Linked DNA regions of Homo sapiens: region 1 is linked to region 2. Evidence: read pairs that join two places in POLR2A ChIA-PET (ENCODE). Cell type or tissue: PC-9. All regions are shown on one strand. Each heading gives the region's core, and the rest is flanking DNA. Links, peaks and the distances in the headings are about the cores only.

What was found. ChIA-PET counts read pairs that join two places held together with the same protein. Peaks named below come from ENCODE experiments on the same cell type or tissue, not always from the same donor. Only the 100,000 strongest peaks of a DNase experiment are listed, where the experiment ranks them.
Region 1: POLR2A ChIA-PET joins it to region 2 with 5 read pairs; 1 of 35 experiments calls an interaction of 5 or more read pairs at or near these places.

The regions. Positions count from the first base shown.
Region 1 is chr11:15,653,163-15,658,567 of GRCh38, reverse strand. All of the region lies in intron 4 of LINC02751 (long intergenic non-protein coding RNA 2751), which reads right to left. Among named protein-coding and RNA genes, the nearest start is that of LINC02751, 100 kb to the right of the region's middle. In PC-9, for the core only: no CTCF peak of the experiment used is centred there; DNase peaks (open chromatin) are centred at 2,807, 3,867 and 5,197; H3K4me3 peaks cover 2,380 bases; H3K27ac peaks cover 4,292 bases.
Region 2 is chr11:16,878,654-16,884,058 of GRCh38, reverse strand. The region is part of intron 3 of PLEKHA7 (pleckstrin homology domain containing A7); the gene reads left to right. Among named protein-coding and RNA genes, the nearest start is that of SNORD147, 45 kb to the left of the region's middle. In PC-9, for the core only: CTCF peaks have their summits at 567 and 2,448; DNase peaks (open chromatin) are centred at 758 and 2,548; H3K27ac peaks cover 2,035 bases.

The sequences.
Region 1 (5,405 bases), core at 295-5,294, 1.2 Mb after region 2:
CTGTCTCAGCCATGCCTCGGGGTATAAATAATCCTGTCTACATTTGAACCAGAGAGTAAAAGGGGAACACTGGGAAGTTCTTCATTTCACCTCGTTCCCAAAAGTAGGGTAAAGTCTAAAGGTTCCTTAGACCTGCCTTCAGAGTCAGTGTGAAATCTGAATCTTTAGACAGCATAGACATAACTCCCTTGGGGTGTAGGGCAAGGGGTTTGCTGAGGACAGGACTGTGTTCTCTAGCTCCCAAGAGGATCCCAATATGGGCATCTGGACCCTGGTCATGGCTAGACCTCAAGCCCGCTTTAGTTCCTGTTTGTTTACTCCTTTGTTCTTCCTCCTCTCAATATCCACATACCCAGAGACTAATTTAGGGGCTGGAGGCTGAGACATCAAGATCTTATTTCTTCCAAACATGTCTCTGTTGGGCTGGCCTTCAAGGAACTATGGAATGATGAATAGCTGTTTGCTAGCTGGAGGAATTTAGAAAGGACAAGCTATTTAAAGCTCTGTGAAGAGCAACCAGGTTGGGAATATATCTTTTATTAAATGGTGGGAAAAAGAATAATTTTGCAAAATACTAATGATATAAAATATGAACAGCACGAATCTGATCTATTTTATTTACATCTTTATGTTTGAATTAGAGAGAGAAATGGACAAGGAAAGAAGAAAAAAGCAGATGGTTGGATGCAGAATCAAGAAGAGAAGGTTCTACCAGTAGCTCTGCCACAAATTTGCTCCATGGTCCATAAAAAAGCACCCAACCTCTCAGAATCTCAGTTCCTGTATCTGCAAAAGTGATGACTAGATTATCCTGAAGGTCTTTTTTAGCCTTCAAATTTTAACACATAGTAGGAGCTCCATCAGTAATTGCTGAGGTAGCGAGGGAATGCAGGATTGTGACTAGACCAATATCACACACGTGTGAAATCCAGCAACAGAGGTGGCGAGCTCATCAACAATAGCAAGGAAGCTGGGAAGCAGAGCCCATCTGTAGACAGCATTTGTACTGCCATAAAAATAGCATAACAAGATTATATTGAAATATCCCACTATTTAACTTAATAATTTAAATGTTTGCCTAATGAGGTGGACTTGATTGGATTAGGGCATTCACAATTAATTTTGATAGATCATTTTACACATTGGAGGTGCATTCTTCTGAACCAGGAGGTGGAACGGAAGTGCAAAATGTTTACGTTCAAACGAGCATGTGATTTTGCAGAAAACATTAATCCCAGATCATGCACACTAAGTCAATTTCAGAAATGGCTTCTAGATATATTATTAGAAATTGCTCTTCAAATATAAAAAGCTTGTAATAGAGTTCTGTCCATTTTTCCTTTGGCTGATGGAAGTTGTTTTATAAATATGCCTATGATAGGATGTTTTCTTCATCCAAGCCTTTTGGTACTAATTGCAACTTTTTAAACACTGTAAGTAGTAGCTGTCATGAACACTTTGAATCCTATTACAAATATGTATTTCTGAACAATTTCACATTTAGGGGTGCATTCTTTCGACTATTTTTTGCTACTTTTCCCCCCTGTTTTTTAAAAAAGCATTTGAATTGGAAACTGTGGATCCCCCTTTTTTGTTAAGGAAATAATTTTATTATGCAATAGGAAAATGGCATCAGCCCCCTCCTACACCCTCTCAAAAATTAAAGACCCAGGAGTGTTCCCATCTGCCCCAGGAGTCAGGAATGAGCAGAGGCTAATGGCCTCTGGAAAGGCAAATTGGAATCAGGCCATAAAATCCATCCCAGAGTTCCAGGAAAAACACATTCCTCAATACCATTGCTGTCGGATCAAAACTGCATCTCTGTTTTCTATCAGAAAGTTATCTCATGTAGAGTGTCCACGAGCAAGGTGCTTCTTGAAGAATTCTTTGGGTCTCAAGCTCCCCTTCTGAAAGATGGAGCTAAATCACCCACATCTCAAACCTGAGGAATGGAGGTCCTAAATGTGACAATGTTTAGTGAGACAGCATGAAGTGATAGAAGCACTGGTTTGGCACCAACTGACCACAGCTCAAATCCTGACTTTGCTCTTATTAGCAGGTTACCTTGGAGAAGTCACTAACCCTTTCTGAGACCCAAACACATCATTTAGTAAATGGGGACAATTATACCTGATGGTGAGTGTTGTGAGAATCGAATGCTACATCCCCTAATGCATGATAGCAGCTCTACAAGTTTTAATTCCCTCCACCTCACACCCAGTCTCCTTCTCTGGGAGGAAAGCAGTCCAAAATTCAAGGCACCATTGCCATCTTGGTTTCTGCAAATGCTCCTGACAAGTCTATGGCACTTAGGACACGGGGGCCCTGTTCTTCCTGGTCCTGGGAAACATGAGGTCTGCTCTGAAGGCTCCAAGCCACCTTTGTTGGCAGAAGCACCTGTATCTTCCTCCCTTCTCCTCCTCTGAGGTCCAAGCTCTATAATGAGACTTCATCAAACTCACCCAATGTGAGGTTTCAGTGACCTTCATAAGGAAATCCAAATACTTTGCAAGGTGCTCCGATTTGAATACGTCCCCCAAAAGTTCATGTGTTGGAACCTTAATTCTTAATGCAGCAGTGCTGCAAGGTGGGGCCTTTAGATGGACATTGGGTCATGAGGGTGGAGCCCTCCTGAATGGATTCATGCCATTACCACAGGAGTGAAATGTGGGTTGCTGTAAAAAGGGAGCTCTGGAGCACTGCGATATCTTCCGCACCTGCTTGCTTGCCCTTCCGCCTTTCCGCAATGGGATGACGCAGCAGCTTTCCACAGTTCAGTTACCTGTGGTTAACTGTGGTCTGAAAATATTAAATGGAAAATTCCAGAGATAAATAATTCCCAAGTTTTAAATTGCATGCCGTTCTGAGCAGTGTGATGAAATCTTGGCCCCACCCAGGTCATGAACCATCCTTTGTGCAGTGCATATGCTACCTGCCGGATAGTCACTTAGTAGCCCTCTGGGTTATCACACCGACTGTCACAGTGCTTGTGTTGAAGTAACCCTTGTTTAACTTACAGTGCAATGCAATAAGATATTTTGAGAAAGAGTGATAACATTCACCTAATTTTTATTATATTGTTATAATCATTCTATTTTCTTATTAGTTGTTGTTAAACTCTTACTATGTCTAATATATAAATTAAACTTTATCATAGGAATATGTATAGGAAAAACGTCTTTTATACAGGGTTTGGTGCTATCCATGGTTTCAGGCATTATCCACGGAGAAGGGAGCACTACTGCATTCTGAACGCACGAACTCTCTCCAACCTCAGGTGCTTTGCTTATTTGTGCTGAGGGCTCACTCATCCTGGGATGCCCTTTCCTCTATTCTGCAACTAGGAAAGGTCTTCTATTTCAAGATCTAGCTCAGATGCCTCCTCCTCCCTTGTGGGTATAGCCACCATAGCTTTTTCTGGTCCTCTTTGGGTTTGTAATCTGTCGTGACACAGTTATTATTCTGATACTAAGGCATTACAGGCTCTCTCAGAAAACCCCCATGCCTTTTCATCTCTGTGTCCCTGGGATCCTCAGAAACCAAGCTGATTATAAAGCTCTTAAAATCCTCCCAAGAATCCTATTGAGTTAGGCACTATTATTGAAGAAACCAACGTTCAGAGACACTAAGTAGCTTGTCTATAGTCACACAGCCAGTGGTTGAAGAACAAGAATTTGAACCTGGAGAATCTCACTTACAAGTCTGTGCTCTTTCCACTGCTCTATAAGCCTTTCCATGATCTCCTTAAATCTTCCACCAACCCAGGAGGCAGGCAGGGAAGGCCTCTTTATAGAAGAGGAAACTGAGGCTGATGGGAATGGTCACTTCCTAAGTCTTCCTGCCTTGTCATTCCAGGAGCTGACTAAAGTTCTGGGTTTCTTATTCCAAAACCGGGCCTCTGCACAGCCACAGGCTCCTGTCAGTGACCTGCTGAGTCACCCGCTCCAGAAAGCCACCTGCAGCAGGGTAGGTGGAGCCTGGGCTATGGCAATACCTGACAAATTCATGTGCCTTTCAGGGCTGTTCTAAGCCCCTCTCACCACAGAGGTGACAAGCAAACGACAAGGGGCATCTCTGCTCCCAAGGGATTCCAGTCACGCAAACTCTGCCAATTAAGGCTGGAACGATGTCATCTCCTGAAATGGCATTTTAATGAGTGATGGTTCCGGGATAAATTGTTATCTTGTGATCCCTCGTTAGAGAGCTTAATTAGATCCATCATAAAACACATTGATCAATAGCACTGAGCAGGTCCACAGGACATTCACCATCTGCAGGAACATTCCTACTCAACCTTTGGCAGAGCCTGGTGGGACCAATCCCCGGGCCCTAAGAGCTGCTGAGTGCGAGTTCTTGAATACCTGGGCACCATTATTCTGGTTCTTTCTTCCCTCCCTTCTTTTCTTTCACAAATATTTATTTTAGCACCGTCCATGTGCCAGGCACTGTGCTGGCTGCTTATGCTTTAACTCAGTTTATCCTCATGAATAGCTGTTATTTCCTTATCTTGCAAATGGTGAAACAAAGGCTTGAAGCCCCAAGCTGTCAACTGGTTGTAGCCCCAACAAACTGAGTTATCTTTCAGGTAACTTCTGGGGAGTGGCTAATGCAAGATGGACAAAAGTAAAAATGAAAGGAAGAGTAGACTTGATTAAACTCCTAATCCCTGCTGAGACTCTCTGCTGGGCAGTATATATATGTCACATTTAACCTTCATATCAGCGGTGAGAATTTTCATCTTCATTTTATAGTTAAGAGAACCGAGTCTCAGAAATGTTACTTGCTCAAAGTAATACAGCCAGTGAATATCAGAGCTGGAATTAAAACATGGCTTTAGGAACCTCAAATCCAGACAGGTGTGGGTTCAAACTCCAGTGCTATTATATACGCACTGTATAATTGTGTAATTTCTCAAATTATATAAACCTTCTGAATATCAGACTCTGCATCTATAATACTGAGGGTAACAACTGGACCCATCTCATACATTTATTTTGAGGATTCAATGAAATAATGCCTATCAAGCATTTGAATAGTACCTGACCCACCCATAGTGTTCAGTAAAGATTTTTCACTGAACATCCCAGTTGTTTCCCTTCAGAAAGAAATGACCTGTTTCCTTATCTATAAAGTGAGTGTAGTAACCCTTGCCCTTAAACAATTCATAGGGGAGCACTTTCAGAAAGGTAAAGTATTCAAACTTGTTGGTCACCTTCTGCATACCTGTGTGCTGGCAAAAACTGGAGTCAGCACCTATTTTATGGAAGTTTTTTTTTTTTTTTTTCTCTTGCCCAGGCTGGAGTGCAGTGGCGTGATCTCGGCTTACTGCAAACTCTGCTTCCTGGGCTCAAGCCATCCTCCCACCTCAGCCTCCCGTGTAGCTGGGACCACAGGCACATGCCACC
Region 2 (5,405 bases), core at 245-5,244:
GCAAGTTATAGAATGATATGTACAATTTTATTCTATTTGTGAATTTTTTTCTAAAAAGATATATATATAAAATTTTAAGTTCATAAAAATTTTGTAAGTGCAAAACCCGAAAAGGATATACAAGAAACTGATAAAGGTAGTTGCCCCTGGGATTGACACTGAATTGGAGGCAGGAAAAGGAACTGCTTTTTAGTTCATACCCTTCTGTAGCATGCAGTACTTAAATAATTTTTGAAAAGTAAAATGAAAAGAGCTGTTGGGAAGTATAATTCCTCTATGTTACAATTGGGGAGTGTTGCTATATATTAATACTGAAGAGTGTAAGCCTTCAGTGCTAAGAATGTTGAGGAAGGAGGAAATTAGAGTGGTCTGGCATGATTAGGAAGGGCTACTTGGAAGAGAAGGAGCCTTGAAGATTGGGCAGAAATCCTTAGGGAAAAGGACAGAAGGAGCCAAAGCCCAGAGGTAGAAAAGAAAGGATGACTTGGGGACTGGTGGGCAGTTAAAGTTGACAGAAGCCAAGAGTATCAGGAAGCAGTGAGAGATAAAGAGGCTTTAACATGAGGAGCCATGGAGGGTGTTTGGGCAGGAGATAATGGAACAAGAGCAGTGCTCCAGCATGCTTAAACTGGTAACAAGGATGAGGAAATTTGGAGACAAAGCCACAGGGTGGCAGCCTCTCATGTGGCCCCTGCTGGCTCCCAAGATAGCTGTCACTAATTCCTGCTAGGGTGTTTCCTGGTGAACAAGGATTATTTCTATATAACTGATGAATAAGCTCCTCGCATTTCCTGTTCCTCCACTCTTAAGAGTGTGAGTCTTCGAAGCTTGCCAACTTCTGCTGGTGCCCGATGTGGTTTCTCTACCTCCAAAGCCAGTGTATCTCCCAAGACATTTTGGAGGTTCTATACAGCAACTAGCCATTGACTGACATGTAGCCACTAGAAACAAGCCCACACTTTGGAGTTAGGCAGATCTGGACTTGGATTTTGACCTTGCCACTTGCTTGTTATATGATCTTAGAACGGCCCTTGACTCCTTTGGGCCTCAGTTTCCTCTTTTGTGAAATGAAGATAATATAATTTACCTTCTAGGGTGTTATGCCTTTTAGGTTGATACATAGCAAGTAGGTCTGCTTTGCTTTTCTATGACGACACCCACTCTGAACTCTGTGTGTGTGTGTGTATGTGTGTGTGTGAATATGTGTATATACATATGAAATATATATTTATATGTACTTATGACCATATCAGTCTATTCTATTGGATTATAAGCTACTATTCTGTGGGGGTGATTATGATCTAATCATTATTTTTCTCCAAAGCACTCAGAGGGCTAAGCAAATAGTTGGGCTTTAATAAGTGTTGAATGTGTGGGGTTTGTGCTCTTAAACCTAATCCAGTCTTTTTAGTGATGGACTTGTGATTAATTAGGCTGTGTCTGTAGGCTAGGGTATACCTCTTCTGTGACCAAAACAGTTCTGTCCAAGCAAATGCCCTTGTTAGGATAATATGCCAGCATGGCTTGTGAGTCATTCATTCATTCTGCTATGGCAATTCGGTATTTTGTAGGGCTTGGTGTTTAATATGATAGTTTGGGGAGCTTTCTTTAAAAATACATAAAATTGCAGAAAGCATGTAAACACATTGGTAGGGCTCTTCCTGGGGCCTGGAGGAGGCTTGTGAAAGTGAGGGGCCCTAAAGCTTGAGCTTCTTTGGTTTAACAGTAAATCATCTCCACATTTAAAGATTTATGGAACATTCACTACAGGTAGTATTAGGAGTTATGAAGGATATGGAGGTTTCTAAAAGGGAAAAGATGGATACGAGTTTTAGTAATACAGTCATCCTAAGTGGACTCAGGACAAAACCCCTTGTATTTTTTTCATTCAAATATTTGTGGAATACCTACTATGTGCCAGGCACTATGCTAAGCCCTGGAACATAGCTGTGAAAACACTAGTCTCTGCCCCATGGAGCTCATATTCAAGTGTCACCTGCACTGTGACTTGTAGAACTACGTAGCTTGCAATGAAAAGAGCCACAGTGTTGATCTTTCACTTTGGTGCCTGGTTTCTCTTTTTAACCCCTCTGCCCTTCTCGTTTTCAGACCTGTTCTGGGAGTGAGTGCCACATGGTTAAATCGGTGCTGAGAGAACCTTAGCCATCCCAAGCATTGAGGAAAGAATCATTGTTACCAGGGGGAGTGGGTTTGCTGACCTGTAACCACTCAAACCTTTCCCTGCCCTGACTGGTATGAAATATTGATAAGGAGCCATTGTTTCTTCACCAAAGATAGGCTCTGTTTTGGGGCTGATTTCAGCTCAGCATGGTAGGGCAAACCTGAATGAGCAATTTGTTCTGACTCCAGAGCTGTAGATAGGGGTGTTTCTTTATGTCCTGGTTCTAGAGGGGCAGCCAACCCCACGGTCTCAAAGAACGGAAGAATTGGATTCTAGAGACATGAAGTGCTTGCCTGGTTGATTACCTCTAGCCACTGCTCCCCTTGGCCACAGTGGGGCAGTGACTCAGAGCTGGAACTGTGTTCCTGCCTGGTTGCCAGATTTTGTGTGGGGGGTGGAGAGGAACGAGAATGAATGAGCAGGAACAAGTGGCTGCTGGATTTGTAACACCTTGGGAGGCAGCTGCTCAAGAACCGAAATTGAGAGACAGCAGGCAGGCTGGGAGTCTCCCTCCCTGTCTGACCTGAACCTAAGATTTAATAAGGTGGTGCAGCTGGGGAAGACACTATCCGAACGTGGAGCCCAAAGGGAGGGTGAGTGTGTCCCCTGCCTTTTCCGGTAAGAACAAGAAAGCAGGTTAGTCCTGTACTGGTTTCATAGGGATTCAGTTTGCTGTGGTATATTCTGATTCATGAAAGTCAAGTAATGACTGAGAGAAAGGGAGTTTTCGATGGTTGGGAGCACCTACAGTTAAATAAAAACAACCACCATCCAATGTAATTGGGCATAAATAAGACATAAGTATCATTAACTACACCTCCCTGATGTTATTACAGAGTATTTTGTTGGCAAGTGAGGTTGGGGAGGACAACTGGTCTGCCTCTGTCTCTGTGTTTGCAGTTGTGTGTAGTGTTGTTACATTTCAGTCTGTAGCTCTGTGGATGACAGTCTGAGATGAACCGCAGCATCTTAAAATGCTACAGCTGGAGGGAACATCCTGGAAACATCTCCTGCTCCAGCCTTCTCATTTTACAGTTGGGGAAACTGACTTATTTAAGTGTACTAAATGGAAGCATAAAACTGGGTGTTCTAAGATTAAAAATGTTTCACAGGACAGGTTTGAAAACTTCTATAGAATGCGGCTTTTCTCGGGCCGCAGTTTCTGAACCTGTCGGGGATGGAAGTGTGGCTGGTGGAAGGTGCCTCTTGATCTTAAACCACTTTGCCTGCCAGGTGAGTTCTTTAAATAGAAATTTAAACAGGAGGCTGGGTGCTGTGCCTTAACTCAAAGGGAAGAAAAGAAAGCGTGTTCTTGAGCCTCTGTCCTAGAGCAGGCTGAACATGCTGGAGTCTGCAATGTGGAAAAAGGCAAAACAACTCTATTGGAGTGCAGTTTTAGAGTTAGCAGAAGATAAATATAGCAGGCACTGAAGGTTGAAGTGTCTACTGTGGGCTGGGATGTTATCAGTGTTCTTTATAACAACAATGCAGAGTCGGAATTAATCTTTTCTTTACAGATAAACTCAGAAAAGCCACTAACTCGCTCAAGGTCATGCACTACCAGTGTGTGGCAGAGCTGGGATTTGAATTCCAGTTTGTGTGGCTCTGATCTGCCTGGGCTTCCTGCAGGCCTGTGTGGCCTTTCTAGATGGAGAACCTACCTGCACCCCCCATTTTACAGATGAGGAAACTGAGGCCCAGGGAGGTTGAGTAGTTGCCTGGGCTGTAGAGCTAGCTGGTAGTGACAAAGCTGGTACTCAGCTCCTGTCACATTGCCCCTCTGCCAACTTCCTTAAAAAAGAAAATTAGGAAAGGGCTCTCTGAGTTTGATTTGCTCATTCTATCAGAATCTTGGCTTTAATGTTCTCATGGCTGCTGGGATCCTGTGAAATCAAAATTAAAACTTTCTATTCACCAAGTAGCAACCCCAAGTCATGGGGCTCCATGTGGGAACTCAGGGGCCAGACAGTCTTGCGGTGTTGGTGACTCAGTCAGAAGAGTACTTTGCAAAATGAATTGGCCATTGAGTGGATCTGCAGAACTCTGGAGAACTTAAGAGAACCTAATGAAATGTAGAGGTTTGCAAATCATGCCAGAAGACTGTTAAATCTAGAGCTTGGAAAAGACGGACTTCCCTCTTTGCAAGTTGTGAGGGCTTTAAGTTTGCTCAGTTAATTTTGTGACTCCCTCATGCCCAGCTCTGCCTGTGCCAGGCTCTGTTCCCTTTGGCACATTTGGACACTGAACACGGTTACTAACTGCCCCTCAGGTGGGGGGTCTGGAGTTGGACAGGGTTTCCATGTCGCTGCCCACATTGGTATGGAGTGTGTGCCAGATGTGGACGGTATGGGAATGGGGAAGGTCTAGAGTTGCCCTGCTCTATGCTCTCCAGGGCTGGTGGAGTCTTCAGAGCCTGTGGCCTTCTGCCTCCCCGTATCTTTGAGGGCTCTGTGATGCATGGTGCTGCTGAAATCAGAAAATGACATCGGTTCTGCACAGCCTCTCCCTGAAGGTGATGTGTCTGTGCTCAGGCTGTTTTGAAGTAAAGGGGTTCAAGTGCCTACTCCATGAATATTCTTCTTTGCTGTAGGAGATAAGTAAGGAGTAAGGAATGACTCCTCCCAACCCTTGGATCTTACTTGAAGGGAGGGGACAGGGAGGAGAACAAACACACATGAAATAAGCAGAGAGCAATACTAGCGAGGATATAATCAGTCACCAAATTGTAGGTTTCATGCCAAAACACTCTCCCAGTTCACGCAAAGGAGATACAGGTGATGTTTATATTATCCTTCTGTGTGTTTTTAATCACGCAGTAATTTCCTATCAGGTGTTTGCATTCCTTTCTTTGATTTTCTCAGTGGGGTGTATTAACCCTCCTTTACAGGGGAGTTGAGGAAGTTGTAGGGGAGGGCTAATTTCTCCAAATTATATTGTAACACAGTTCAGGAGAGCCAAGGATGAAGTGTTCTTGGCATGTTGGTGTCTCATCCTTGCACTGGCAGTAAGAATAGAAGCCAACTGCCTTCTGATGGCTGATGACCATTAGGTTCTTGTCTCTGTTACTTGAGTCCAGATTTCTGTAGGGCTAGCTAGTTCATTTAGAGGCAAAATTAGCTGGGCGTGGTGGTGCATGCCTGTAATCCCAGCTCTTTGTGAAGTGGAAGAGGGAGAATCGCCTTGAACCTGGGAGGCGGAAGTTGCAGTGAGCTGCGATTGTGCC